2 separate regions of the Homo sapiens genome follow, and region 2 is linked to region 1. Evidence: chromatin loops called from intact Hi-C (ENCODE). Cell type or tissue: tibial artery. All regions are shown on one strand. Links, peaks and the distances in the headings refer to the core of each region. The heading gives the core; the rest is flanking DNA.

What was found. Hi-C counts contacts between places; a loop is a spot of excess contacts. Peaks named below come from ENCODE experiments on the same cell type or tissue, not always from the same donor. Only the 100,000 strongest peaks of a DNase experiment are listed, where the experiment ranks them.
Region 2: a loop joins it to region 1, with 6 times the contacts of the local background. A loop is called at or near these places in 61 of 110 quality-filtered maps.

The regions. Positions count from the first base shown.
Region 1 is chrX:84,900,688-84,916,920 of GRCh38, forward strand. No RefSeq gene overlaps it. Among named protein-coding and RNA genes, the nearest start is that of APOOL, 95 kb to the right of the region's middle. In tibial artery, for the core only: a CTCF peak has its summit at 6,827 (motif pointing left); no DNase peak of the experiment used is centred there; H3K27ac peaks cover 1,414 bases.
Region 2 is chrX:84,730,029-84,746,261 of GRCh38, forward strand. It overlaps the pseudogene TEX16P. Among named protein-coding and RNA genes, the nearest start is that of HDX, 240 kb to the left of the region's middle. In tibial artery, for the core only: no CTCF peak of the experiment used is centred there; no DNase peak of the experiment used is centred there; H3K4me3 peaks cover 285 bases; H3K27ac peaks cover 4,126 bases.

The DNA.
Region 1 (16,233 bases), core at 3,113-11,112:
AATGATAAAATACACAAGAATAAACAATATAAAATGTGTAAGATGTGTGAGAATAAAATGTAAAATTTTCATAGAGGAAATGATAGATAAATGTTGAGTTATATGGCCACATTTCTGGCTTAGAACAGTCAATATAGTAAATACGACAAATCTCAAATATTTCAAATTAACTTTAAATGTAATGCTACTTTAATCAAAATTTTGATGGGATTTTTTCAGAGGTTGACTCTAACTCTAAAAGTTCATCTGGGAGAATAAAAACTGTGAGAGAAATCCCAGATAAAAATACTAAGTTTAATTAGAAGGTAATCTACCCCAAAAAATTCTAAAATATACTCTAAATGTATAATAATTAATATACTGGCAAAAATAAAAATATATAAGTATTCTAGTGAAATGAATAAGAAAATCCAGAGACAGGATAAATATGTGAAAAATATGTGAAAAATATACTAAAGGCAATATTTCTTTTATTATTATTATTATACTTTCAGTTCTATGGTAAATGTGCACAATGTGCAGGTTTGTTATGTATGTATACATGTGCCATGTTAGTGTGCTACACCCATTAACTCGTCATTTACATTAGGTATATCTCCTAATGCTATCCCTCCCCCATCCTGCCACCCCATGACAGGCCCCAGTGTGTGATGTTCCCCTTCCTGTGTCCAAGTGTTCTCATTGTTCAATTCCCAACTATCAGTGAGAACATGTGGTGTTTGGTATTTTGTCCTTGTGATAGTTTGCTGAGAATGATGGTTTCCAGCTTCATCCATGTCCCTACAAAGGACATGAGCTCATCTTTTTTATGGCTGCATAGTATTCCGTGGTGTATATGTGCCACATTTTCTTAATCCAGTCTATCATTGACGGACATTTGGGTTGGTTCCAAGTCTTTGCTATTGTGAATAGTGCCACAATAAACATATGTGTGTATGTGTCTTTATAGCAGCATGATTTATCATCCTTTGGGTACATATCCAGTAATGGGATGGCTGGGTCAAATGGTATTTCTAGTTCTAGATCCTTGAGGAATGGCCACACTGTCTTCCACAATGGTTGAACTAGTTTACAGTCCCACCAACAGTGTAAAAGTGTTCCTATTTCTCCACATCCTCTCCAGCACCTGTTGTTTCCTGACTTTTTAATGATCACCATTCTAACTGGTATCAGATGGTATCTCATTGTGGTTTTGATTTGCGTTTCTCTAACAGCCAGTGATTATGCACATTTTTTCATGTGTCTGTTGGCTGCATAAATGTCTTCTTTTGGAAAGTGTCTATTCATATCCTTCGCCCACTTTTTGATGGGGTTGTTTGTTTTTTTCTTGTAAATTTGTTTGAGTTCATTATAGATTCTGGATATTAGCCCTTTGTCAGATGAGTAGATTGCAAAAATTTTCTCCCATTCTGTAGGTTGCCTGTTCACTCTGATGGTAGTTTCTTTTGCTGTGCAGAAGCTTTTTAGTTGAATTAGATCTCATTTGTCAATTTTGGCTTTTGTTGCCATTGCTTTTAGTGTTTTAGACATGAAGTCCTTGCCCATGCCTATGTCCTGAATGGTATTGCCTAAGTTTTCTTCTAGGGTTTTTATGGTTTTAGGTCTAACATGTAAGTCTTTAAGCCATCTTGAGTTAATTTTTGTATAAGGTGTAAGGAAGGGATCCAGTTTCAGCTTTCTACATATGGCTAGCCAGTTTTCCCAGCACCATTTATTAAATAGGGAATCCTTTCCCCATTGCTTGTTTTTCTCAGATTTGTCAAAGATCAGATGGTTGTAGATGTGTGGTGTTATTTCTGAGGCCTCTATTCTGTTCCGTTGGTCTATATCTCTGCTTTGGTACCAGTACCATGCTGTTTTGGTTACCGTAGCCTTGTAGTATAGTTTGAAGTCAGGTAGCATGATGCCTCCAGCTTCGTTCTTTTGGCTTAGGATTGTCTTGGCAATGCAGGCTCCTTTTTGGTTCCATATGAACTTTAAGCAGTTTTTTCGAATTCTGTGAAGAAAGTCATTGGTAGCTTGATGGGGATGGCATTGAATCTATAAATTACCTTGGGCAGTATAGCCATTTTCACAATATTGATTCTTCCTATCCATGAGCATGGAATGTTCTTCCATTTGTTTGTATCCTCTTTTATTTCATTGAGTAGTGGTTTGTAGTTCTTGAAGAGGTCCTTCACCTCCCTTGTAAGTTGGATTCCTAGGTATTTTATTCTCTTTGTAGCAATTGTGAATGGGAGTTCACTCATGATTTGGCTCTCTGTTTGTCTGTTATTGGTGTATAAGAATGCTTGTGATTTTTGCACATTGATTTTGTATCCTGTGACTTTGTTGAAGTTGCTTATCAGCTTAAGGGGACTTTGGGCTGAGACGATGGGGTTTTCTAAATATACAATCATGTCATCTGCAAACAGGGACAATTTGACTTCCTCTTTTCCTAATTGAATACCCTTTATTTCCTCCTCCTGCCTGATTGCCCTGGCCAGAACTTCCAACACTATGTTGAATAGGAGTGGTGAGAGAGGGCATCCCTCTCTTGTGCCAGTTTTCAAAGGGGATGCTTCCAGGTTTTGCCCATTCAGTATGATATTGGCTGTGGGTTTGTCATATCAATGGGGCAAAGATGGATTATTCAATGGATAGTTTTGGGTAACTTTCAAAAAATTTGGAAAAGAGAAATATACCTGGATCACTATATTATATAAATGGTATGGTTTGGCTGTGTCTCCATCCAAAATCTCATCTTGCATTGTCATAATCACCAAGTGTCAAGGGTGGGACCTGGTGGAGATAACTAAATCATAGGGGTGGTTTCCCCCATACTGTTCTTATGATAGTGAGTTTTCATGAGATCTAATGTTTTTTGTTTGTTTTTTGAGATGGAGTCTCACTCTGTTGCCCAGACTGGTCTCAAACTCCTGGCCTCAAGCTGTCTTTCCAGCTCCACCTCCCAAAGCACTAAAATTACAGGCCTGAGCCACTGTGCCCAGCCTGAACCCTTTCAATAGCCTCTGACCTGTCTCCCCATGTTCACTTTGGCCCCCCTCTAATCTGTTCTACCATTCTAATCAGAGAAACATTTTCTTAAAATATAAATGTGATCATATCACCACTCCTTCTCCTCACTCCACTTTTCCATCCATCCCCTTTATTTAAAGCTATCAATAACTTTTCATTATTTTTAGACTAAAAAAAATCCGTAAAAAGAATTACCAGGCATTGCATGGATTCTATACCTCTCGAGTCACATCTTATACCATGCACCACTGTGGTTTTTACATTCCAGCCATGTTGGCCTTCTTTTAGTTTCTCTAATGTGTTAAGTTCCATCCACCTACAGAACCTCTGCATATGTTTTCCATTTTTCCTATAATACTCCATGACCTGGGTAACTCCTAGTCTTCCTTGAGAGCTCACTTTAATATATGATTCTTTTAGGAAAGCCTTCCCTAATCCCTCCCTGCCCACCAACTTGATCACTTATTAGCTCTCATAGCATTATGTACCTCTACTTCACAGCATTTAGCACACTCGTAATTTTACTTTTGTTTTGTGACTCTTGTACCAATGTCTGTCTTCTGCTTTCACAAGTACTACCTCTCTGTTCCCAGAACTTCTAACCCCAACAGTTCACATGCCTCAATATGTGGCACAATGTATGTTGCTCAATTGATATTAACTAAATTAATGAACAGTTGTGATGATTCAATGAATTAATGCATGTAAATTACCTTTGCATAGCGTCTATCACATAATAAGTCATCAGTAAATATCACTCCTCATCATATTATTCTATTCCCTCTTCTCCAACCAATGTGAAAAATCTTCTATTTCAAATGTGAAAATTTTTAAGACCAGTTATGAAATATCAAATCATTTTATATTGTATTAATAACCTGATGAATATCATTCATCTTATTCTTTTCCAAATTAAACAGAAAAAATACTAAATTGTATTCACCATGTTTTCATTTCACTGACAGAACATTCTTACAATTAATTATCTTAATACAAGCTAAATCAAAGTTCCAGTGCCTTTTTTAATGGATCGGCTTTGTGAGCATTTTTTTCCATGTGGCCTTTTGTCAGATTATTATTAAATGTATGAGATTTTGATTTTTTAATTCAGTGATTGCTAGGTTTATATTTTTATATAACTTTAATAGAATCTTTCCCTTGGGAATTGTAATGCATGTTACAAACATCACAGCATATCAATAGTTGGTTCCCCTTTTTTATTCTTGAAGAAATTGTGACTCAAAAAGAATAAGTGACTTGGTAAGCATTGGTATAATTATAACAACCAGATCTTAGTAACCTCTATAAATAAGTTGAGTGATGTCCAACCTTTTGCCATTTCATGACAATTTCTTAGAAAAATTATGGGTTGCTTGTAATACCAGAGAGAGGGAGAGAAAATGGTATATTAAAAAGACCACATTTCAAATACTGCTCTGTGATGCCCATATGCTAAACAATTTCATGCTTGGCAACTTCATTTTTAGATATTTTTAAAGAGTTTTCAAAATAAAAATAATTGATGTATGTAATAACCATCCTATATTAGGAAACTTAAGGTTTAGAAATACGTTAAATGTTACTATCACCACCCTTTTCTGGCCTTTTGGGATATATTTTTTCTTCTGTATGTATCTACATGTATGTATTTCTTCTGTTCATGCCCTATTGATGTTGAGAACTATTTGTGTATTTTGAAGTAATTCTGTGTAGTCATTAACTTAAGAGTATGCTGTTACCATAGCTGGTTTACTAAATTCATGGTCCATTCACTTTGCAGAAAGCTATTAATATTAGGTTGATGCAAAAGTAATAGTGGTTTTTGCCATTACTTTTTCACCAACCTAATATCTCAAATGCATGGTAAGCAAACTGCATTCTTTCTTTAATAAACAGTCTACAAAACTGTTGTTCATTATCACTCTGGTGACCTGGCTCTTGGCTCTTCATTTCAATGGCTAACACACTCTATTCAGTTTTTTCTTTACATCCTTTTTTTCTTTCCCTTTTCCATTTCTTTTGTAGAATATCAAGGCTGAGATGATTTTATATATCCACCTGAATTCCAAATTGACTTGGCTCCATGTTGCAGAAGAAACCAACAAATACATCCTTAAGTTCAAAGTCCAGATCAGCACTGTACAATAGAAATATAATGTAAGGTACATATATAATTTTAAATTTTCAAATAGTTTGTCCAGAATACCGGTGTTCCAGCATTATGCTGTGACTGGAATTTATGAATAATAGATTCTATAAGATTAACACAATAGTTCTATTACTTTCAAATTAGCTTACCACTTTAGTTCATTTTTCACCTTTCTTCATTTTATCTGCAAAATATTAAAATTACCAGTTACCTTTCTTTGGGGGAAGAGTCATAGGATTTATATATTTTTATCAAGTCTTTTTCTAACTTACTATATTACAATACCTACTAATTTACAATGTTCTTCAAATGATATGCTGCCCATCCTATAGCCAGATTCCTATAATTAAAGAATGTGTGCATAAAATCATCAGCAAGCTTGGGAGAAGAATCAATCAGCATCAAATTGTTCTTTTCCCTTTTGTTGACTTAATAAAACCACATACATTAACTTAGTTCTACAACCAAGGACCTATAGGAAATCAGGCAATGGATCAAAAAGAAATAGAATGACTTCTGCTTCTGCTCTGGGCTAATATTCTAGAATATGTATGATAAATTATGTTAATGGTTGTAACAAATTTTGAAGAAACTCAGTCGAAGAACTTGGAAAAAATCTACCACCATCAAAATAGCAGAAAAAAGCTTTGGAAGCCAAAGTCATCCATTTAGTTTATTATATAAGTGCTAAAATTAAGATGTTTGGAGAATACCAGTATAGTACTAGGAGATATTGAAGAGATAAGTATCTATAAGTTACTAGATGTCATACTTTCTCTATTAGGTTATATTCTTACTATTATATATCTTAGTATATAATATATAATTATATATAATATATAAGAAATACAATAATATATGATATACATTACATATAAGTCATAGCATATAGTTTATATAGCTTCAGAACAGATGAAATGAAACTTGGGATGATTCAGGGAAGAGAAATAAATCCTAATCACAGGGATATAAAAATAGATTCCATGAAGAAAAGTTAAATAAATCAGTGTGTTTTAGTGGTAGAGTTACATAATTATTACAACTTAGTATTTTTAAAAAATTATACAAAAAGGCAGTTGAAAATTAAAAATAAAATTGCAAAAATACGTGTTTAAGTTGAAGCTGGAGAGCTTGAATTATCTATAAAATAAAATATATGACCAGAATTGGCTATTGAGGAAAGTGATATAGTTTCCACCTTTTAATATCTTAAACTGTGTCCTGGAGGCTTAAGTATTCAAGCCTGAAGTAAGAAGTAGAAACAAATTGCTTTTTTTAAGTAGCTTTCCAACTATAAGATTGCATAATTTTTCATTAATGTGGACTAGAGAGTATGTCTAGACAGTACTTACCTGTGTGTAAGATATTGCCCTGAAAGAGCTTGTAACTTTTACATTTGTCCCGTGATGTGGAGGAGTGATTTATCTACCAGTGAAGGAGATGAGGAAGGGCAAAAGAAACCCATTCTTATTTTCAAAGTGGAAGAGATTTAGCTACTCAAAAGCCCAGGTCATTTGACACTAGGGGTAATTCACTAAATGGTAAAAAGAATAAACAGTCGTATTAATCACATCTCTAACAATTTACCCTCAAATTCATGTATATTGTTAACAGATAGCTCCCTGGACTGAAAACTTTGGGTATTCTAGAATGGAAATTCCTAGGAATAAAAGTTGGCCCCTGCCATCTAGTGGACACCATAAGATTATTTTCTTTCTAATATTTACCTATATTTTGGTTTTGGAAAACAGAAACCAAATTAATACAGGACTTGGTGAATCATTGTCAGTACTATATTTCTTTATTTTGCTCAGAACTATACCTTTCCTTTTTAATCAGTGTTTCATATGTTGGTCACGCCACAGAGGTGGAATGAATCCCCCACCCTCAACCTCAACTTTGGTTAAGAGGTCAAGACACCACATACACACCAGGACACTATGAAAATGTTTATTATTTGCATAATGATGCTTTCCGGGGAGAGCAAGACAGGCATTCCTGCCGATCCAAAAATAACTTGAGGTCAGGGTGTGGTGGCTCAGGCCTGTAATCCCAGCACTTCGGGAGGCTCAGACAGGAGGATCTCTTGACCCCAGGAGTTCAAGACCAGTCTGCACAACATAAGGAAAACCTGTCTGCATAAAAAACTAAAAAATTAGTAGGGCATGGTGGCAGGCATCTGTGGTCCCAGCTACTTGGTAGGCTGAGGTAGGAGGATCGCTTGAGCCCAGGAGGTCGAAGCTTCAGTAAGCCATGATTGCACCACTGCACTCCAGCCTGGGTGACAGAGTGAGACTCTGTCTCAAAAAAAAAAAAAAAAAAAAAAAAAAAAAGCTTAGTTTTTCTAATATTTAGGAGCTGAGGCTGGGATTAAGTTTCTAGCATATGAGGGAGAGGGAGGAGGGTAGAGCTTGAAAACTATCAGCAATCAAATATCTAAAGTGGAGTCAGATTATTTATTACCCTTCTTAAGGGATATTTTGCCCTATTAGACTAAATTTAAGTCTATATAAGGAAAATGAACTACATAATTTACATTGACTATCCTAGTAGACTAAGTGGGTTATTCTGCTAGATTATATAAAGATACTATTGCTGATTCTGTGATACCAATATTATGGAATTGCAGAGAAGAAATATTTCTATTCAAGTTTATAATGTTTTCTAATGTATAAATACTTAACAGACTGAAAATTTCAATTTTAAAGCAGATAAATTAATAATTGATAACTCACATTATAAAATAATCACATTACAAAGTAACCTTTACTTAATAACTGACTTTTTTTAAAGTAGTGAGATTTTTTTAGACTAATGATACTTTGCCTATAAGGTAACCATTTTTCAGTGAGAATATATGATTTAGAAACAAATAGGAATGACACGCATCTCTTGTGAATACATTTATTGCAAGGATCATGGTATATTTTTAGTTTACTACTTGCACAAACAATGAGGAATATCCCCATTTTTTATTGTTGCTGCTATTATGTTCGACTTCAATTCCTTTTTAGGTATAACCTACACTTTTAACCTAGACTATGTTGAATTATTTATTTTTTAACATCATAATTCCCTTTGCCTTTTGGAAACAACCTAAGTGCCTTAAGCTATAAGAGTAACTTTGAATTTCCACTGCTGGATTATCACTCAATTGCTGAATTTCTTAATTTTAATAAGAATTGTGTTTGGATAAACCTTTTGTCAATTGCAGTAGATTTATACTTACTATAAAAAACAACAACAGCACAGAAATATAGTGGCTTTAAAATACTTAAAATTAGGGAACAGGAACACTGACACATTGAAGGATCTGACTATGAAAAATGTTGAAACATTGATATATAGAGAAAGAACATTCACTGAATTTGATTTAAATACAGAGTAAAAACAAAAGACTTGAAGTCTGAGCAGGGCATATCCTTACTTGAGTTTGACTATTTTAGTTTCAGTAGTAGTATACTCAAACAGAATCATACCAAGGATAATGGATATTGTGCATCAAATGTTGACTTACTGGCAGAGATTGCATAAGAAGAAAATTAATGAGTAATAAAGGTCAGCTGTTGTTGATGCAGCAAACTTTTTTTAAAAAAAATTCCAGATCTAGGTAAATTATGGGAGAAAGTGTTCATGTAGTGACCCAATATACGAGAAGCAAGATTGTTAAGGACATTATTGTTTAATTGTACATTTGCACATAAGATAGCCTTTTACAGTATTAATGATATTGTTTTGTTCTATATAAATCTTTTTGTGTTTTATGCTGTTTTTAATGGATATCACACAGCCTTAATTGAAAGTGTTTGGTCCTTAGGATAAGGCACATTTTAGAAAAGAAAATTTTAAGTTGTGGGAAATGGGCACTTATTTATTTTTCTTCTCATTTGGATTAAGCACGTACATAAGAGCCTGTTAGAGGCTAGAATGGTGGGAATGAAACAAAACAAGTGGATATATACAAGATACCTTTAGGAAGTAAAATCAACAACTTGGCTACAGGAATTGAGGGAGATAATGTGTCAAGGATGACTTCTAGGCTTCTGGCTTATATAACAAGATGGATTTCATTGTAATTTTCAATGAGATATGGAACACTGGAAGAGGACCAGAATTTTAAGGACGAGACTAAGAGTTTGGTCTGTGGACGTGTAGAGTTAGAGGTATCTGTGAGACATCCTAGGGAGTTTCACATAGTTTCCTCTTAGCCTGGAGCTCAGAGAAGAGGACTAAACTGGAGATAATTTGTGAGTTATCTGCATTGAAATGGTGTTTGAAGCCATAGGCATAGATAGGTGAGAACAGCTAGGACAGTGGTTCTCAAACATGAACATCCATCAAAATAAACTGGAGGGATTATTAAAACACAGATTGCTGGGGCCCATTCCTGAAGTTTCTGACTCAGTAAGTCTAGTGTGCGGGCTGAGAATTCACCTATCTAACAAGCTCCTGGGTAATGACCACGCTGGTGATCCCAGGTCTCTGAGAACCACTGGCCTAAGGAAAGAGTTTAAAAGTGATAAGAAGACCCTGCAGAAAACCAACATTTAATGGCTGAGTAGATCCTGCAAAGTAAACTGAAAGAATGTCCATAAAGGTGAGCAGAATTGCACTAACACTATAGCATCATTATTTAATATGTTCCTAGGATTCTATAGCAGAGATCTATAAGCACAGACAACACGCAGTACTTTGTTCTTAAGGAGCAAAAGCTGTTGAACTTTCTAAATCAGGGGTTGTTGTTACACATACAATTTAGCTGTATATAAGGTGTTTGCTTCAGAGATAAGAATATTTGTAGAGGTAAGAATATGTGTTGACTAATGTCATCAATGAAACTTTGACTATAACAGGTTCTTATGTTCATGTTTAATCTAAATGAGAAGAAAAATAAGTAATTGCCCATTTCCCAAAACTTAAAATTTTCTTTTATAAAATGTGCCTTATCCTAAGGACCAAACAATTTTTTTTTTTTTTTTTTTTTTTGAGGCAGAGTCTCACTCTGTCACCCAAGCTGGATTGCAGTGGTGCGATCTCGGCTCACTGCAACCTCCGCCTCCTGGGTTCAAGCAATTCTCCTGCCTCAGCCTCCCGAGTAGCTGGGACTACAGGCGCGTGCCACCACGCCAGGCTAATTTTTTGTATTTTTAGTACAGATGGGGTTTCACCATGTTGGCCAGGCTGCTCTCTATCTCCTGACCTCGTGATCCATCCGCCTCGGCATCCCAAACTGCTGAGATTACAGGCGTGAGCCACCGCGCCCAGCCATGGACCAAACACTTTCAATTAAGGCTGTGTGATATCCATTTTGTTGTGTTTCTCAATGTAAAACTAAGAACTGGGATAACTTTGAAACCTGACACAATGAATCTACTCAGCATTCATCAATAGCCACTATGCTTTCACTGATATTTAAGATTATAGAATGAACAAGAAGATATTCTATTTACCAGTGTTCTGTGTTGTTGGAAAGCATTAGGAAATCATTGAAACTAACTGCCTTGATTGAAGTGAATGGTAAACTGCTTTGTACAGGCTGATATTGCTTACCATAATGATTGAACATATTTTTTTTGTTAGTTTTATGTACATTTACTTGAATTTTAAAAGAATGTGCAATAAAACTTACAAATTGTTTCTTGCTTATCTTGATTATTCTACGGTCTATAAGCTGACTACAGCACAGTGCCACAAGTTAGTTTAAAGCTTATCATTCTTTCAAATAGATCATGCTTGATCTGCTTGTATATTAAGCATGATCCCTATGGAAGTCGATAGATGGAGTTCTCCTTTTGTAACAAAAATACCCCATGTGAGTAAAATATGCCCTATAAGGCATTAATTCCAATTAGGGAAAACAATACATTATTGATATTTTAAACTACATCCTACAGATTTTAAAGTGTGTTGACTAATGTCATCAATGAACCTTTGACTATAACAGGCTATTACATTCATGTTTAAGCTAAATGAGAAGAAAAATAAATTATCTATAATTTCAAAAGGGAAGTTGTTTACATTTGTAGTAAACATGCGAGAAGGAAGGGTTGTTCTTCCCTTAGTGAGTTTATTCAGCCCACTCTCAATTTTAATCATGCTGAATTTAATCCTGTCACATTGCTAGTGGCTATAATTTATGCCTCTGAGACCCAAGCACAACAACATTCTGTCTTGAGAAAAAAAATAATTTCTGTCTTGACAACACTTAAGTAATAACTCATTATAAAAAGAAAAAAATCTGACAATATCAGAGAGGCTGTCAGATTATTCCCAGAAAAGGGCATAGTGATAAGTGTAGCTAAAAGTCCCCTGGAAAGACTCTGAAGAATATCCTGACATAGAAACAATAAATGTTTTCTATTCTGTCAAGAAGTGTAGTAGGAAGATTGTTTGGCATCTGGGAGAAAAATCAAGATTAAAGGTAGAGTATTGTTTTAAATAAAGAAAAATATATGAAATGTGTTTATATCCTAAAAGGAAAGAATCAATTTAAAAAGGACGAGATGAAAGATACGTCACTAAAAGAAATGGCTGAGGAAGCAAATGAGGAAAGAGAGGATGAGATCAAAGACATATATGGGGAATTAGGTTGTGAAAATGAATAAATAACTGAGGATAGGTAGGTATGCAGGCAAGGTTGAAATATGTCATTACACACAAAGTAAATAATACACTAAGCCTGAGACATTTGACTGTTTGTATTAAATAACATCAAAACAGTGTGAATGTTTTAAAGCAAAAGTGATTTAGCCCAGACTTTTCATAGAGATACCTCCTTCTTAACTTTCAAATTGTCAGCAAACCCTAAGGGAATGCATTCCATAGTCAGCAAAGCAGTAGCAAAACTATGATAGATTCAAAGAATCTTGATGTCTGCTTTGTTCTCTCCATCAACATTATTTTTTAATCAGAGAAATGTTAGAATTTTTCTATGATAAACCTTTGTTGGTTGAACTTGAAATATTTAAGTTATTATATTAAAATATAAATGAAGACCTAAAACATTTCTTATTACCCTTTTCCAGTAATTTTATGTAATTTAAAAATTTATCAGGTATCATCTAGTTAGAAACAGGTAGCTATAGTCTGTCATTCTTTTTCTCTGAAAAAGTTGCATGTCTGGTGATGATTTTATTAGAAAAATGAAAGAAGAGGAATATATAATTGTTTTAACTAAAATAAATCTTTGTCTACATAGAAATATCATAATTGATTATAAATATACAACTAGAAATGAAAATAAAATCATTGAGAATAGATTGGTTTGTGTTACATGATGTTACATGCTGTTTTTTCTTTTGAAAGTGAGTGAAGGATATTGAATAATTTGAAAACAGTAATAATTGATAAATAAAACTATAGTAAGTTTAAAAGATTATGACTAAAATGTCATCTAAATGCAGTTTCTATGATCTAAGTGGTTATGAAATAATATCTAATAGGAAAATGCTCATAAAGTAAATTTGATTTTACTTTAATTTTAAATTACATACAATATAATTTTCTCTTAAAGAAAATTTAACATATATTCAGATAAAACTTTTCAAAGACTATGCTCCTCTTTATTTTAATAAATGTGAAATCTGAGACACTGATTGAATTCAATTTTGTGCCCCAGATCTGGAAATATCTATTAGAATAGTTAAGACTTTGTATAACCCTGATTCTCCACTCTATGTATAAAAGTATTTCTTAATAAAGCGATGCATAATATTTTGGCAAAATATTGTTTTTTACTTTATACCTTATGTAATCCAAAATTATTTCTCTTATCAACATATTTATACAAGGCCATTTACTCTTAAACTGAAGAATCAATGCTCTGCATAGAGTTGACAGGGTTGTAGGTTTGTTTGTGTTTTAATTCCATTAGCTATATGGAAGAGAAAAGAGATCCACACATATAACAACATGGATTGTCATGTTCATATGTTAATGGTTAGGATGTCTGAAGAAACTTTGTTATTTATCTCACAAATCTAAGTAAATGTTGCATGAAAAGAGAGCAACAGAATTATGTTGTATAATCAAATCAGAAGTACTTGATCTTCTGTATAGCTTTACTTATAAAGACTCAGCAATTGTAGCAGCCCAGTTCAGTCATTACAGAAAGTATGCACGCCCTTTGTGTCTGTTTGAAAAGTCAATCATCATTTTCCTCTCAGTAAAATAGAAAATAGAAAGATACGGAACTCCAGATACAAGCTACTTTCACCTGTGAGCAAAGTTTGTTTGGCCAGTGAGATACCCTAAAAACAACTCAGAAAATTCTTCTTACAGGTTTATAAGAAAGAAAGTGGAAGATAATAGAATCTTCTTTGATTTTTGGTTTTTAATACAGGATTATAAATATTCTGGGCAATAAAATAAAAAGCCAGATATGGTAGAGCACAATAGTTTAAAATTAAAGTATTTGCTTCACCTACTAACTAGAATATAAAACAGAGTGCCAAAGTTAAGGAGACAGAGTACCTCAAGGTACAAAATCACAAAATAAACACCATAGATATTTGTCTAAAGAAAAACATGAATGCACAGCCACTAAAATTTATGTTTCAGAATTAAATAAAATCTTTGATACACTAAGTATGTCTGTCTTAGAACCAAAAATATTTATATTGGTCTCTATCAATATGTTGTCCAATTTATTTAAATGCACATATCTATTCAAAGTTTATCTGTATGTATTTATATTTCTTAAGTAGGCCTCATTCAACTGTAATCCTTATGAACCTCAACAACTTGACTTTCTAGTGAGTTTAAAATTTCAGTTCCTATATTTATATAGAAACTTTTCAAGTTTAGCCTATTTTGATCTCATTTTACATCCTATCTCCACAAGTATTATATCTGTAACTAAAGCAATATGAACAATTTCAAAGATATTTTTGCTTGATTTCTATATAAAAAGCAAATAGATATAAATTTCACTTCTAACTAATATAGAATAATAAATATGATTTACCATCTTAAAATATTTTAAAATCTGAACAACATATATAAAAAAAGGATTTTCAAGACATTGAAGATCAATCAATGAAGGACAGTAGTCCCAGAGAATCTGGAAATAAAGGAGTTGGATCATTACGCCTACTTATATTTTTCAGCACACAGAAAAGGGAAGGAGAACCTAGGTGGAACAAGGCAGACTCCCTGAGTTGAGGAAACAAAGTTAAGCATCTGCAGAGACCAAGGGGGCTAAAGTTTATAGAGAAAAATCCCAGAGAGTGGAAGACTATGCAAAGAGTGAGCTCTGTAGATCTGTACAGGTTCCCATCCAGTATTCAGTAGAGCACTGTTTAGGTCATGTCTGGAAGAAAAGTCCTCAATGCTGGTAAAAGAACCACATGAAATGATTAGAGAAAATATATCCAGAGCTCACAATAAGCTTGAAATAGTTCCTATTCCCAGAAACCATACTGAAAAACTGTGTAATTTATGGAGCATTGATAAGAGGGTCTTGCTTCTGTAGAAGGTAATAATTTAGAAAATATTATTCTTCATTTTTTGAGACAGAGTCACACTCTGTTGCCCAAGCTGAAGTGCAGTGGCAGGCAGGATCTCCCTTTTTTGCCCAGGCTGGTCTCAAATTCCTGGACCCAAGCAATCTTCCCACCACAGCCTCCCAATGCGCTGGGATTACAGGAATGAGACACCATGCTCAACCAACAAATATTATTCTGATTTCACCTAACATATTTTTTAAAAGACCCCAAAAGATCAAGCCATTTCAAAGTAACTTAATTGTGTCCCACAAAAAGCTCAAGAATATTTATAGAAAACAAAATATCTACCACCCAAATGAAGTAAAATGCACAATATCTGCCAACCCATCAAAAATTACAAAGCATGCAAAGAAACAGTAAAATGTGATTTTTACTAAAGACAAAAATCAATCAAACCCAACCCAGAATTCACACACTAGTATTAGTAGATCTAAATATACACTGCCTATGAGAAATTCCCTTTAAAGATAAAGACACACTTGGTTTAAACATAAATAAAAGGAGTAAGACATCATGCTCAAAAAATTAAAATAAAGTTCACATGGTCAATTTGTGGAAAATGGTCAATTCATAAGAAGGACATAACAGTCCCAAACCCTTATGACATTAATAACAAAACTTCAAAACACACAATATATACATTTTTTTCATGAGCACAAGGAACTTTTACAAAGATAGATGATATGTTGTGCAACAAAACTAATCTCAATAAATTTAAAAGAATTCAACTCAGACAAATGTTTGCTCACGATGGAATTAAATTAGAAATCAGTAACAAAGAGATATCTGGAAAATATCCAAATATTCAAAAACTGAATAACTTACTTCTAAATAGCCCATAGGCCAAAGGAAAAAAAAAGAAATTGGAAAGTATTTTGAAATAAATGAAATAAAAACAACATATCAAAATTTATAAGATGCCACTAAAGCAGTACTTAGGCAGAAACTGATAAATTCTTATATTGGAAAAGAAGAAATGTCTCAAATCAAAAACTTCAGCTTCCACAAAAAAAAGAAAAACTAAAAAGGAAAGAGCAAATGAAAACCCAAATTATGCAGAAGAGAGAAAATAATAAAGATAAGAAGAAAAAACAATGAAATAAAAACCAAAACAAAACAAAAACATACAATCAATGAAACAAAAACCTGGATCTTTGAGAAGATCAGCAAAATTAATCATCTTCTACACCAAATGATCAGGAAAAAAAACAGTGATGAAATCTCCCAAGATTGAATCAGGAAGAATTAAAACTTTGAACAGACCAATATCTAGTTATGAAATTGAATCAATAATTAACCTACCAACCAAAAAAAATCCCCTAACAAGATAAATTCACAGTTGAATTCTACCAGATATACGAAGAGCTGGTACCAACACTACTGAAACCATTGCAAAAAATCAAGGAGGGACTCCTCCCTAATTCATTCTATGAAAGCAACATCACCCTGATACCAAAACCTAAAAAAGAGACAATGGAAAAAAAGAAACTGGCCAATATCCCTGATGAACAAAGACACAAAAATCCTCATCAAAATACTAGCAAACCAAATCCAACAGCA
Region 2 (16,233 bases), core at 2,701-10,700, 170 kb before region 1:
TCTTAGCTTCCTGCTCAGCCCCAGGGGGTTTGTGGCCACAAGGAGTGGGGCCAGACTAGGCAGATCTGCCTACAGGTCCCCCAGTGGCCGACACAAGAACCTCTTCTGAAGGAGAATTTAGTGGGCAGCACTGAGGTGTACCTAGGTGTGAAGTTAGGAAACATCCTCAATGACAAGTTCTCTGCATGAGATTAAGAGGTGGCCTAAACTCCTAATCCATGAGATTGGGTGATCACATGCCTGGATCTCTACACAAGAGGTGTGGGGAAACTCAGGCGGCTGAACAAGGCAAGCAGGTGCTCATCTGCCTGAGTGTGTAGCAGAGGGCCTCACAGCACCAAATCTATGTCCAGGAAGAGTGGGGCAGCTGAGACTGCTCAGCTAGATGAGTGGATGCTCTGAATGCCTGGAGATATGCCTGGGCATAAAGCAGAGAGAGCCTTTATGCACCAGGGTCTCTGCACAGGAAGAGTGGGGAATGTCAGAATGCTGATCCAGGTAAGCAGGTACTCCAAATGCATGGAGATCTGCCTGGTGTGGAGCAGAGAGGATTCCCCTGCACCAAATTCTTTTAATCAGCCAGATGACATCAAGAAAGCTGTTTGCTGATGTACTCTCCCCCAGGTTCTGGGGTGTCCTTCATGACTCAGGTGGATTTCCATTTTTCCATCTTGAATTAAAGCTCTCAGAATAGATCTTTATGCACTATTGTTACCGGAAAGGGGTCCAGATACAAACCCCAAGACTGGGTTCTTGGATCTTGCACAAGAAAGAATTCAGGGTGAATCTGTAAAGTGAAAGCAAGTTTATTAAGAAATAAAGGAATAAAAGAATGACTGTTCCATAGAGCAGCCACAAGGGCTGCTGGTTGCCCATTTTTATGGTTATTTATTTCTTGATTATATGCTAAACAATGGGTGGATTTTTTATGCCTCCCCGTTTTAGACCATAAAGGGTAAATTCCTGAAGTTGCCATGGCATTTGTAAACTGTCATGGCGCTGGTGGGACTGTAACAGTGAGGATGACCAGTGGTCACTCTCGTAGCCATCTTGGTTTTGGTGGGTTTTGGCCAGCTTCTTTACTGCAACGTGTTTTATCAACAAGGTCTTTATGACCTGTATCTTGTGCCGATCTCCTATCTCATCCTGTGACTTAGAATGCCTTAACCATCTGAGAATGCAGCCCAGTAGGTTTCAGCCTCATTTCCCCCAGCCCCTACTCAAGATGGAGTTGCTCTGGTTAATCGCCTCTGACATTATCTTGCTATTTCCAAGTGGCTAAGGAACAACAAAAGCCTCTAATCTGCCAAAAAAAAAAAAAATTCTAGATCTTTTAAAATTTCTTTCCACAATGTCTTGAAATTTTTAGAGTAAATTTAAACTTCCCTTGTTAAATTTGACTCAAATCATTTTATTCTTTCTGATGCTATTCTAAATGGAATTGTTTTCTTAATATAATTTTTTGATTCTCTATTGCATGCATATACAAATGCAATTGATTTTTGAACATTGATCTTGTATCTTGAGCTTTGACAAAATTATATATTAGTACTAATAATTTTTAGTAGATTCATTATGATTTTCTGAATACAATAATATATCATTTGCAAATAAAGTTGCTTTTTTCTTTCCAATTTACATGTTTTTTATTTCTTTTCTTTCCCTAATTTCTCTGGTTAGAAGTTCCATTACAATGTTGAATAGAAATGAGAAAGTAGCCATCATTGTTTCATTTCTTAGGGGAAAAACATCCAGTATTTCACCATTAAACATGATTTATGTTGTGAGTTTTTATAGTCTTCTTTTATCAGAGAGTGTTCTGTTTCTAGTTTGTTAAGTGTCTTTATCATAAAAGAGTGTAGAATGTCATCAGATTTTTTTCCACATGTATTGATATGACCTTGTGGTTTTGTTTTTTATTCTATTAATATAGTGTATTACATTAATTGATTTTTGCATGTTAAACAAACCTTGCATTTTGGGGATAAATCCCAGTCATGATGTATAATCCTCTTAATATGTTGCTGAATTAAGTTTGCTAGTATTGTGTTGAGGATTTTTGCATCTGTTTTCATAAGAGATACTGGTCTATTCTTTTATTGCGATATCTTTATGTGGCTTTGGAATCAGAGTAATTCTGACTTCATAGTATATATTAGAAAGTGTTCTCTTATATTTCATGAGAAGAATTGGTGTTAATTCTTCTTTTAATGTTTGTTAGACTTCACTATTGAAATCATCTGGTCCTGTGCTCTCCTTTTTTTTTTTTTTTTTTTTGAGACAGGGTCTCACTCTGTCACCCAGGCTGGAGTGCAATGTCATGATCTTGGCTCACTGCAACCTCTGCCTCCCAGCCTCAAGCAATCCTCTCACTTCACCCACCTAAGTAGCTTGGACTACAGGTGTATACCACCACACCTAGCTATTTTTTTTATATTTTTTTTGTAGAGATGAGATTTTTCCATTTTGCCCAGGCTGGTCTCCAACACCTGGACTCAAGTGATCCACCCACCTTAGCCTCCCAAAGTGCTGGGATTACAGGTGTGAGCCACCACACCCAGCCTGGATGTTCTTGATTACTGACTCAACCTCTTCAATTATAGGTCTGTTCAAATTCTCTATTTCTTCTTGAGCAAGTTTTGATAGTTTCTTTCTAGCAATTTGTTCATTTCATCTACATTGTCTAGTTCGTTAGTGCACAAGTGTTCATAATGTTTTTCTATAATCCTTTTTATTTCTGTAAGCACTATAGTAATGCCCCATTTTCATTTCTATTTTTAGTAATTTGAGTCTTCTCTCTTTTCCTAGTCAGTCTAGCTAAAGACTTGCCAATTTCGTTGATCTTTTCAAAGAGGAAACTTTTGGTTTCATAGATCCTCTCTATTTTTTTTTTCATTCTCTCTTCAATTTTCTCTCCCCTAATCTTTATTATTTCTTCCATCTTCTAGCTTTGAATTTAACTTGTTCTTTTCCTAATTCTTTGAGGTATAAGGTGATGTTATTGATTTGAAATCTTTCTTTCTATATAATGTATCAACAACTATACATTTTCCTCCGATCACCATTTTTGCTGCATCCCATAGATTTTTGTATGCTGTATTTTCACCTTCTTTTGTCTCAAAATATTTGAAAATTTTTCTTTTAACTTGTCTTTGACTCTTGGTTGTTTAAGAGTGTGTTTTTTAATTTCCACATATTTGTAGATTTTCCATTTTTCTTCCCCTATTGATTTCTTGTTTCTTTCCATTCTAGTTGGAGAACATAGCTTACATTTTTAACCTTTTTAAATATATTTGTTTCTTATGCTCTGTCATATAGACTATACTGGAGAATGTTCCATGTAGATTTAACAATAATTTATTTGTTGTTTAGCGGAGTGTTTTATTGGTGTCTCTTAAGTCTAACTGGTTTTCTATTTATTTTTTGATCTTTCATCTAATTGTTATATCCATTATTGAATATGGGGTATCAAAATGCCCAACTCTCTCTGTTCATTTCTGTCAAGTTTTGATTCATGTATTTCAGTACTTTCTTATTAAATATATGTATACTTATAATTGTACTATCCCCATGGTGGGTTCAATGTTTTACCATTAGAAAATGTGTGTGTTTTAAAGTCCTCTGTGTTTAATATTAGCACAGTCACTTAAACTTTCTGTGGCTGCTGTTTGTATGATTTATATTTTTTCATCCTTTTACATTCAATCATTTTGTATTTTGAAATCTATACTGTGAATTGTCTAGGTGGCATATAGGTGACTCTTATTTTATTATCCCATCTGACAATCTCTGCTTTTGACTGGATTGTTTAATCCATCCACATTTAATGTTATTACTGTTACAGTAAGATTTAAGTATGCCATTTTACTTTTTTATTTCCAATTTGTTTCATGTCTTTTTTCATCCTCTATTTCTTCTTTACTGCTTTCCTTTGCATTAAGTGAATGTTTTCTAATGAAACATTTCATTATTTATCATAACCTTTTTGTAATTTATTTTTATTTCCTTAGTAGTTGCCCTACAGCTTACTATGCACATTTTAACTTATCAGAATGATCTTCAGATTTATGGCAACTTAATTCCAATGAGATATAGAAATGTTACTTCTATAGCACTGTATTATGTTTTTCTCCTTTATGGTATTAGTGTTTTTTATATATGTATATATTGTCTTAATGTTAAAAACCCATTAATACATTGCTATAATTATTATTTTATACAAGTTTATGTCATTTAGAGAATCTGAGATAAGAAAGGAGAACAAAGATATATCCTCTGGAGAGGATGAGCACTGTGTCCTCACATGGCAGAAGGCAGAAGGACAAAAATGGTGCCTTACTAGTTGCCTCCAGCCCTTGTATAAGGTCACTAATCTCATCTATGAGGGGAGAATTTTCATGGCCTAATTACTTCCTAAAGGTCTTACCTCTTATTAATGTTATATTAGGGATTAAGTTTTAATATAAATTTTGGAAGGGACACATTCAAACCATAGCAGCATCCTTAGTTTTGAACTTCACTATTGCAAATAAAGTAAGTTTATTTGGGAAGAGAAAAGGATCTATCTGTTTTATGGCCTGCTTCTTCCACCAGGCAAAATCTCTGAGACAGATCTGGAGCTGGGGTTGGAGACAATGACACACTTGTCTTTGAGCAATACTCCTGCTCTAGGAGCTGAGCGCTCAGTGAATGTGGGGATAGACTTAGGTCTCCTTGACTCACTTCTCCTGTCATGGGACCACTGCCTTATGAGCTGGAGAAAAGGTAATTGGGGCCTCAGTATTCTAAGCATTACCATATCCAATTTAGAGCCTCCATTCCATGAGTGGGGACTGGCAAGAGAAAATGAGCCTCAACTTTTGGCCATACTCTCCCAACACTTAGCCTCAGCAACATGGAGCTGGGGGCAGGATAAGAAGTACTGATGTCCTGCTACTCCAGAGAAAGAAGTCCCCTAACTGAGAGCTCTGGGGAAAGGAAACCCTGTGCTCTTAGCTATTGAGAGGAGTTAGCCAGCTTGCTTTAGGCAGACGGTAAAGGAAGGGTCCTGAGAGAACCTCCGACCCACCCAGGTCATTGCCTAATCCACACATACCGCAAGTGCTTACACTAGATGTTTTGTGCAGATAAGGAAACTTGCACAGGGGGCTTGCCTAAACATGTCCACAGTTACACAGATAAGGGAAGTTATGCAGGAGACTTACCTAAACATGCCAGAAGTGGAAAATTCCATCCCTTGACACATGTGCAGTAAAGAAAATAAATCAATATGGAGTGACTCAGGCTAAAGGCCCACATGTGCACTGGAAGGATGGGGTAGAGCCACCAGGAATTTACACCTTAAGCAAATAAGAAACCCAGCCCCATCAGCTTTTATATAAATGACTTTATATTCAACTGTGAAATGATAACCTGCCTTCAGGATCCCTCTGTTTTCTGAGAGCTTTCCTTTTGCTTAATAAATTCTACGCTGCCCTACTCACTCTCCAATGTCAATGTGCCTGATTCTTCCTGATTATGGGACAAGAACTCAGACCTAGCTGAGCTAAGGAGCAGGAAGACTGCAACACCATGTCTGTCTACAATGTAGTTTCCTCCATCTTCCTGAATTAGGAGGGAGGGATAAAGGAGAACTCTTATATCAAATACCATAGACTGTCTTTCCTCAATGAATTTTGGTAGATTTTCTGAATATGTTTCTTCATTTGTTTTATGCTCTTAGGACCATTTTCAGAGACATTAAATAGTTGATTTTTAAAAATAATTTTTACAGGATTCACTGGAGAGTAGGTCCATGTAGCTCCTCACACTGTCATTCCAGAATTCAATATCCGCAATTACCAGGGTTTTTACTGGAGGCTGGCAATGCAAATACCTTCTGCCTAGCATATACCAAAATCATAGACTTTCAGAAGGAAAGCAGATGTTTAACATAAACCACTTCATTTGTATAAACAGGTTAGGTACAGTGAGCCACTCTTATGAGTTTCGGGAATGTTGGGAATTTTTCCCAAATCTGAGTTTCTAGACAGCAGCCAAGGGTCCATCTTGCAAGACCTTTCTAAGTACAGAACTCTGAGAATGTCTATGTTAACTCTTTTGTGCACAGTCCACCCCACTGGCCCTTAGTCAAGGCATCTTTACACGAAAATTAGTAGTAGGAGGACCCCACACAGCATAATGATACCAAACTGCAGTATTGGTCTCAGTTTATGCCCTTCAGGTTTTCTTAATTTAGCCAGTAAAAACAAAAGCCATTAGCCAGAAAGGTCTACCTTAGAAAGTTGGATTGTGCCCTCAAGTTCCCACATTAACCTTTATTTCTGGCTCTATGCAACAATTGAGACACAGACTAACTCTGGCTAACTTGTAAGCCTTGCAGGCTGACCTGAAAGCCTTGCAGGTTGAAGCAGTGTCATAATAGACAGGATACACACATAAGAAGTACAATCCCAGAAGGCACACATGTTACCCTTAGAAACACACCCCAAACTGAACATACATTCAGGCAATACAGGTTAAAGGATCCCCAGTGAATTCATCAGGACAAAATCACCATGGGGGACCTTTGCTCTAACATTTTCAGTCTAGTCCAATTAATTCAGTTTAGTCCTTGGTTTCAGAAGGATTGCCTAAAGACTGTTCCAAACAGTTTTGCTTGCCAATGACACCAGTTTATCCTACTCAGGACACTGGGAAGTGTTTTTGTGGAAAGTGCAGGAGCTAAGGCCACCCCCTACTGTCTCATAATCAGCATTGTCAGGTATAATCTTAGGCTCAGGAGTCAATTTTACTTCAAAGGGCTCATAGAAGCTTGGAAAGCCAGCATTGGCAGTCTTCAGGAAGAGAGGAAAGCTTCCAAGAACATTTTTGAAAAGCAAAGATCAGTAATGCTCTCCCTGATACCCATGCCTCCTCAGTTGTCAGGGTTTGTTTTTTCTCTGCTGTTACATCAGTGTGTTCCACTCATTGATATTTATATTTCATATTCAATAATCCCCCACATTTACCCAGACCTTTGTCATGATATGTTGTATGCAAAAGAGACATAAACATTTTTATAGAAAAATGTTTTTTATACAACTTAATGAGAAAGAAGTTATGTTCAAGAGTTCAGCAGGACAAAAATCATAATTTTTCAAAATAGTCTCACATAATCTTTCACCCTTTTGATCCTAATCATTAATCTGATGATCTGCCTAGAAAAGATTAATACATTTATTGGAACAGCAGCATTTAACAATAAAGTGTCTATATTTAATGTGATTACCAGAAGAAAGGTGAAGGAAGTCAGGCTGTTAGTACATTGTTGTGAACTGCAACTGATAGAGACAGGAGACAGCCAAGGGTCCCTAATGAAACCCCACCATCAAGCCTAAAATAGCCTGAAGCCTGAAAAACCAGACTGCTGGTCCCAAATGAAGCCTACTCTTTCCTGACTGATTCTCTGTGAATAATGCCCACCTGCTCACTGGGGGAAGGGGATGGAGCCACAGGAATTCATGCCTTGTGCAGCGGGGGAGGAGGCTGGCCTCTTCAGTTCCTGTGTGTTGGCCTGGTGTTCAATCTGTGAGTGGGAGCCTGTTGGCAGGACTCCCTCTCGCTTTGCTGAGAGTTGTTTTTCCTTTTTCCTTTTCACCCAATAAATTCTGCTCTTCACCCTTATATGTGTCCATGAGCATAATCTTTCTTGGTCGTATGACAAGAACCCAGTTGTAGCAGAACTAAAAAGAAAGTTCTGCAACATTTTTGGCATCCAGACGTGGGGCTTAAGGAGGGGTGAGTCAGATGTGAACCAAAAAACTGTTTTTCCTTTTGCTTCTAAGACTTTTTGTTCTCAGACTTCTTCTGAGGGTAAATGGTGCACAACCCTACCCTAACGGGTTTAGGTGAACATGGGATGGATTAGTCAATAGCAGCTCCCCGACTCCCTCCAGGCCAGGGCTGGGGTGCATGGCCCATGATCCAAGGGTGCCCAACGGTAGAAATCAATTAAGTTTCTCTCCCTGTTGGAGGAACACATTTGTATAAGAATAAGGTTCTTCCCCCAGGCATATTTCCGACCCTGCACTTTAAACCTTTTTATCCTTTTCTCTACCCTGTCAGCTGTTAACTTTTAAGTGAGAGGGTTTTTTTTTTTCCTTTTAGAAGATGTTTCACTAAGCCAGGAATGATAAGGATCACAGTTTATGTTATCTGTAAAGTTTTAATTATGAAAAAGGATTTGTGGGGTTGGTCTTAAGCTGTAGCCAATCTGGTGTGCTTTGCATGACTTTCTGTATGGTCAGTAGCAAACTTTGCTCCAGGCCTCCATCTTGTTTTACATCCTTGGGAGCGTGACCTGTAACCATGTGACAATGTTTTGTTTAGCCTCTGCCACTTTACAGTGGTGGCCAGATTCAATCCTGGCTTAGGGAATGAGTATTTTCAAGTTAATATCTATGTGACTTTTGCCATTTTCTGATTCTCTTTGTTAGGGACAAACTGCCCCCAAGAAAGCTTCTTGGTGCTGCCCACCCCTCCCCCTAATGCTCTGCAACTCTTCTCCGTGCCCATCCTTCCCCCAAGGCTCTTTACTTTTCTAAGCCCTTATCTAGGCACCATGGTGAAGCCAGCAGACTTCACTTATCAGACCTTGCTGCAATAAACAAAACCCCAATTACAAACCATCTGGACCACACAGGGGGAGATTGTGGGAAACATAAACAAACTTTACCTACACCCTTCTGTAATAAATGTCACAAGGTAATATGTGGCAAAATTAACCAGCAAACAATCCCAGGGTCTTTCTTCCCTCATGTAAACCCCTCATTTTGTATGCTCAGAGCTGCCTCCTCTGTGATGGAGCAGCTGTCAGGTTAATAAACTTCCTCGCCTGACCTTGGGTCCCTCTCTCATCCTTTCTCTCGGCTGACCTTATATTCTGGTGCCGAAACCCGGGAAGGCAATAGATTCTGGCTGGGACTCACTCTCTCTCTCTCTCTCTCTCTCTCTCTCTCTTCCCCTCCCTCCCCTATCACCCCTCTCCCGGCCAATCTCCTCTTTCCCAAACCTGCCAAAGACCCAGAGAATCTCCTAGACTCTCCCATTGCTGGCAACCTCATCCACCATCAAAGCCTCCACCAGGGTGAGTGAAAAGAGACTGTTGCCATTCCCCAGAACCCTTGACCATCCATCTCTCCACTTCCAAAAGACCCAGCGCTGGGCCAAGGGCTTCCTCCCATCTCTGAGCCTCCAGTTCCTCCATTTCAGGGATGCCTGACTCGGTGGTTACCTCCTTTATTCTGGAGAAGTTCCATGGGAAAGGGGACGCCCTCTCCCACCGTCCTTGTCATCAACAGTCTCTTCTTCCCCTACCCTCCCCTCCTCCATTCACTATAGGAGCCTCTCAATCTACCCCTTCCAAGACCACCCCCCTGGGTGTCTCCTCCGCAATCTCCATGCTCTCAGCCTCCATTCAGAAATCCATTCTAAGAGGTTTATCTTTTTCAATGTACTTAAAGACAAACAACTTTTGCCATCGAAATGGGAAATGGTCTGAGATTCCTTATGTTCAGGCTTTCTTCACTCTCTGTAATCACTCTTCCCTCTGTCAGTCCTGTTCTACTTTCCAAATCCTCTTCACCCACTCCAAACCTGACTTGCCTCCTGCCCCCCTCCCCACAGCCCCAGCTGAAGACTGCTCTTCCTTCGACCCTGCCAATTTTCCCCTTCCCTGAAAGCATCATGATCCTCCACCAGAGCATCATGATCCTCCACCGTATGTCCCCACTCCAGCTCTACCTCTCTCCCCTCCTCTCTCCAACCACCCTGCTTCTGACTCTGAGTCCTCTCTCTCTCCACCCCTCACCTCCTCTCTGGCCCAAGATGCTCAGCAACCAGCTCCCTTGCTTCCTCTCCAGGAAGTAGCAGGAGTCGAGGGGATCATCCATGTCCATGTCCCTTTTTCCCTCTCCGATCTCTCCCAAATTGAGAAATGTCTCAGATCCTTCTCCTCTGATCCCGATACTTATATCAAAGAATTTAAATATCTTACCCAATCTAATGAACTCACTTGGCATGATCTCTACATTATCCTCTTTTATACCCTCCTTCCAGAAGAGAAGAAAAGAGTGTGGCTCACAGCACAGGCACAAGCTGATGATCTTCATTGGCAAGATCCTACTAAGCCTGTAGAAGCCGCTGCTGTTACCTGGGAAAAGCCTTCCTGGGAGTACCAACCCACAAACTCCAGCCAAGCATCCCATAACCATATAATTACTTGCGTCACTGCAGGCATTAACAAAGCTGCCCATAAGGCTGTAAATTTTGAAAATCTTAAAGAAATTTCCCAAAACCAGATGAAAATCTTGCTCAATTCCTTTTCTGCCTTACAGAGGCTTTCCAAAAATATACCCACATTGACCCTGCCTCCCAGGAAGGAACTATTGTTCTTAATACCCATTTTATCTCCCAATCCACACCCAATATTCGGCACAAGCTTCAGAAGCTTGACGACAGCCCTCAAACCCCACAACGAGACCTTCTTAATTTAGCCTTCAAAGTCTTTTAACAATCGTGATGAGGAAAGAAAGGCAAAAACAGGCAGAGTTTCAAACGCTTGCCTCTGCCATCAGGGGCCCTGCAGGCAACAGGGCGCAGCTCCACATGGAAGCCTCCTAGCAATCCACCTCCACCTGGTGCCTGTTTCAAGTGCGGCAGTGAAGGCCACTAGTCCAGACAATGCCCTAACCCAGATAAGCCCACCAGGCTGTGCCCCTCTGCGGAGGACGCCACTGGAAGTCAGACTGTGAGTGGCCCCCACAAGGACTGCCCCCATCCCTTCCTGAACTGGCCAAAACCTCCTACTCAGATCTCATCGGCCTTGCCACTGAAGACTGATGGTGCCCTGGAACGGACGCCCTGGCAACTACCATCTCTTCATCCGAGCCAAGGGTAACCCTGATGGTGGCAGGTAGGCCAGTATGTTTTTTTTTTTCAATACTGGGACAACCTACTCTGCTTTACCTAATTTTTCAGGACCCACCAAGTCCTCCCAGGTCTCTGTTGTAGGAATTGATGGGCAAGTCTCCAAACCCCGAGCCACCCCTCCACTCTTCTGTTCCCTGCACACCTTTTCCTTCACTCACTCTTTCTTAGTCCTGCCCTCATGTCCAACTCTACTCCTAGGCAGAAACATCCTTTCAAAAATCCACACTACTCTCCACCTCCATGGTGACCTACTTAGGAATTCAACTTTCTCCTGGGGCCCGGGCTATGACCCAAACCCAAGTGGCACTAATAGATAAATAATCTGCCCTGCCCTCCTCCAACAGCGAAGTCCTTTCCTTCCTAGGACTAGCAGGCTTCTTTAGAATATAGATTCCCAACTTTGCCCTCCTAGCTCACCCCCTCTATGAAGTGGCAAAAGGCCCTCTCAGTTAATCCCCAAACTCCTCACATAACATACTCCCCAGCTCCGTGAACTCCAAACTGCTCTTGTCACTACACCAGCTCTGTCCTTACCTAGTATCTCCCAACCTTTCATTCTCTATACTGCCGAAAGCCAAGGAATAGCCCTCAGTATCTTAGGGCAGCAGAAAGAAGACCCTCCTTCCTTTGCCCCTGTAGCCTACCTCTCTAAACAATTAGACAACACAGTCAGAGGATGGCCAACCTGTCTTAGAGTGCTAGCAACAGCAGCCACTTTAGGTCCAAAAATAACCAGGAAACTAACATTCAGTCAAAATAACACTGTCTACAGTCCTCATAATCTACAGGATTTCCTCTTCTCCTGAGCATTAGGCTCCCTTCCTCCTTACCGGATTCGATCATTCCATGCCCTCTTTATCGAAAATCCCGAATTCAGTATTGCCAAAAGTGCTCCCCTCAAGCCAGCATCATTACTCCCCGTATCCCCTTCCCCTCCTACTCATTCTTGCACTGACATCCTAGATCACCTGCAGCCACACTTTCCAAGCATTTCCTCTGAGCCTCTCACCGACCCCAATGACCAACTATTTATAGATGCCTCCTCTTCTGGGCCCACTGGCTCTCCCAAAATTGCTAGGTAAGAGGTTGTTTCCCTTGACCAAGTAATTGAAGCTAAGCCCCTACCTCCAGGAACCTCCTCTCAAAAAGCAGAACTCATAGCTCTCACCAGAGTCCTAACCCTTTCTAAAGGCAAATGGATCAACATTTACACAGACTCCAAATATGCATATCACATTCTTCATTCTCACACCATCATCTGGCAAGAGAGGGGATTCCTCACTGCCAAAGGGACGCCTATCACTAACGGCCCCTTATTTACCAACTCCTTCAGGCTGCACATCTCCCAACTGAGGCAGGAGTTATACACTGTCGGGGACATCAAACAGAGACAGAAAGGCCTTTGAGGGAACAGATTAATCTCAAGAGGGAACAGAAAGGCCAACAAGGCAGCAGAGAACAGAATCTCAGGAGGGAACAGAAAGGGAATCTGAAGAGGGAACAGAAAGGCCAATGAGGCAGCAAAAAAGGCCTCCCTTTCTTCCACTCCTGCCTCCCTCCTCCTCATTACCCCTGCAATCCAAGCTCAATACTCTCCCACTGAAAAGGCTTTATTACTACAACAAGGAACCTTCCTCCAGGGGGACAGGATAGTTAAGGACCAGAAGCTAGTCCTTCCCCAGCTCCAAACCGACAAAATCCTGACATCTCTCCACCAATCCTTCCGTGCTGGTGCATGTCCCCTGTATCTCCTCTTCTGCCCATATTTCTTCTCCCCTCACCTATTCACCTCACTAAAAAACATAACTTCAAACTGTCATATATACTCTGTCACCTCCTTTCAAAGAGCCCTCCACTCCCCATCTATTCCTACACACCAGCTAAGAGGAGCACTCCCAGGAGAAGAGTGGCAAATATACTTCAGCCACATGCCTCCTGTCAAAAAAACAAAATTCCTTCTCACTCTTACAAACACCTTCTCTGGGTGGGTGGAGGTATTTCCTACCTCTTCAAAAAAAGCCACAGTAGTATCCCAGATCCTTATCACAAAAATCATCCCTAGGTTTAGTCTCCCTCACTCCATTCGATCAGACAATGGCCCTGGGTTTATCTCCCAAATCACCCAACAGGTCTCCCAGTCCCTCGGCGTCCAGTGACACCTTCATATCCCATATCGACCCCAATCATCAGGAAAAGTCAATAGGGCAAATGGAATCCTTAAAACTCAGTTGACCAAACTCACTCTAGAACTCCAGAGGCCCTGGACTTTCCTCCTACCCGTAGCTCTAGCCTGCATCAGAGCCAGCCCAAAGGCACTCTCTTTCCTCAGCCCATTTAAATTAATGTATAGACGCCCTTTCCTCTTACAAAATAGGCCTCCTTCTAATTCTCAATCAGGGGAATACCTCCAAACACTTTCCCCCATCTGCCATCTCCTCCACAAACAGTCAGACCAGGCCCTCCAAAAACCACATAAAGGCCCTTGACACCTCCCACCTCCTTAACAAAAATTCAGAGTACTGTAATGGCTGACACCTCCCCTATTTATCCCTCTTCTCTTGGCTCCCCTCTCCATACACCATCCCTATACACACCACCCATGACGGTCTCATCCCAACATCCAACAACACTCCCACATGAATCTTAGTAAACAGAAAACGCTTCCTCTTACACTGGGAAAAAAAAAAAAAAAAAAAAAAAGCCTCCCAGCTTAAACCAAACACCCTTTAACAACCACTTATAACAGCAGCCCTAGCTGGGACCCTAAGAGTATGGATGCTTGAGAATAACAAAATAGTACATCTTTTTAGCATACACAACCAGTTCTGTCTACCAAGCCAAGGCATACTTTTCCTATGTATACCTCAACTTATATTTCCCTCCCCTCTAACTGGACAGGCACCTGCACCCTGCTTTTCCTCAGTCCAAAAATCACTGTTGCCCCAGGAGACCAGCCCCTACTAATCCCAGTTAATATCCCTATCTGACACCACCATACTATACAACTCATACCTCTGTTAGTAGCCCTCAGAATAACTACAGGAGTTGGAACTGGGATTGTGGGATTAACCACCTCCGTTTCCTATTACCAATCCCTCTCCAAAGACTTCACGAATAGCTTGGAAGAGATAGCCAAATCCATTACAACTCTCCAATCACAAATAAATTCTTAGCAGCAGTAGTTCTTCAAAACTGCAGAGGCTTAGACCTATTCACAGCCAAAAAAGGAGAACTCTGCCTTTTTCTAGATGAACAGTATTGCTTTTATCTTAACCAATCTGGCGTAATACAAGATACTGTAAAAAGACTAAAGGACCGAGCACAAAAAATTAAAGAAAATGTCCCCTGATGGCCAGCGTGGCCCTCCTGGTCCTTTAGTACCTGGTTTCCATGCCTAAAGCCCCTCCTAGGCCCGGCTGTAACCATTCTTCTTTTTCTAGCATTTGGCCCTTGTCTCCTAGGCCTTCTCACCCAGTTTTTACAGGACCTTATCAGAGCCTTCATCCACGGGACAATACAAGATATGATGCTGCTCCAGGAATACCAACGGCTCCAAAAACGGCAGTCCCTGCTGTCTAGCCTTCCCCCACAACCGTTGCCCCTTCCCAGCAAGAAGCAGCCAGACGACAATGGAGCCCCTCTTCTATTACCTATTAAGAGGTTTGAATGTTGGGGACAAACTGCCCCCAAGAAAGCTTCTTGGTGCTTCCCACCCCTCCCCCTAAGGCATTGAAACTCTTCTCCATGCCCACCCTTCCCCAAGCCTCTTTACATTTCTAAGCCCTTATCTGGGCACCATGGTGAAGCCAACAGATTTCACTTATCAGACCTTGCTGCAATAAACAAACCCCAATTACAAACCATCTGGACCGCACAGGAGGAGGTCATGGGAAACATAAACTTTACGGACACTCTCCTGTAATAAACGTCACAAAGTAATATGTGGCAAAATTAACCAGCAAACAACCCCAGGGTCTTTCTTACCACATATAAACGCCTCATTTTGTAAGCTTAAGGCTGCCTCCTCTGTCTGTGATGGAGCAGCCGTCAGGTTAATAAACTTCCTCGCCTGACCTTGGGTCTCTCTCATCCTTTCTCTCAGCTGACCTTACACTCTTCCTCTCCATGAACAACTTCTAGCTTTTTTTTTTCCTTAAATCTTCCTTTCTCTGGGTTATTTTTAAAGCTTCTAAATTTTGTAAGAACTGCTTAACCCCTCTGAAAATACCTCATACAATGGCAGTTAAATCATAATCTTAATTGAGGCTTGTTGGTTTCACCTATGAAGTTACCTTTAGTGAAGTTTGAAAGCCAGAAATACTGACCACTTGGCATGGCTAAAGTCAGGTAATAAAGAAGTTAAAAGGATTTTCTTAAAGATCACTCAGCTTAATTGCAAGTGGATAGTGGATACCCAAGTTATAGGTACATTTAAAAGGCCTTTATGTTTTTCTTTTCTTATATATATATATATATTTTTTTTTTAGACGGAGTCTTGCTCTGTTGCCAGGCTGGAGTGCAGTGGCCTGATCTCGGCTCCCTGTAGCCTCCGCCTCCCAGGTTCAAGCGATTCTCCTGCCTCACCCTCCCGAATAGCTGGGACTACAGGCACACACCACCATGCCCAGCTAATTTTTGTATTTTTACTAGAGACAGGGTTTCACCATGTTGGCCAGGATGGTCTCAATCTCTTGACCTTGTGATCTGCCCGCTTGGCCTCCCAAAGTGCTGGGATTACAGGCTCGAACCACAGCAACTGGCCACTTGTATCTTCTTTTACTGGAAAAAGTGTTTTTTTCTTAGTTGACTGAATTCTCTTTTCTCTATTTTGTCTTGCCACTCTTAATGCATGCACGAGTGGCCAATAATCCACTTCTTAGGAGATTGGCAAATGAAAAATCTTATGGCTGCTGTGTTTTCTCCTGCCTGTCTGTGTAGTTATGTATGTATTGTGTGATGTCTATAAAAAAAAAAGAGCTCTAATTAATTGGTCTAAAAGACAAGCGCTTGAATCAAATATTTTTTAAAGGGGAGATAAAAGCTGTGGTACCTTTTAGTTCATGTGACTTTAATCTTTGTGAAATAAAAAAACCTTAAAGATTATTGGTGAAATACAGTTGTTGTCAAAATGTAAATAGGTGAACTAAATTATGCAGATCAGACACTAGGTTTACTAAATGTTTTAAGGTTATAAACTGCCTTTTCAGTTTTTGATAATGTTTTAACTTGCTGGCTTCACAATTGGTAAAGCCTGGAAATATA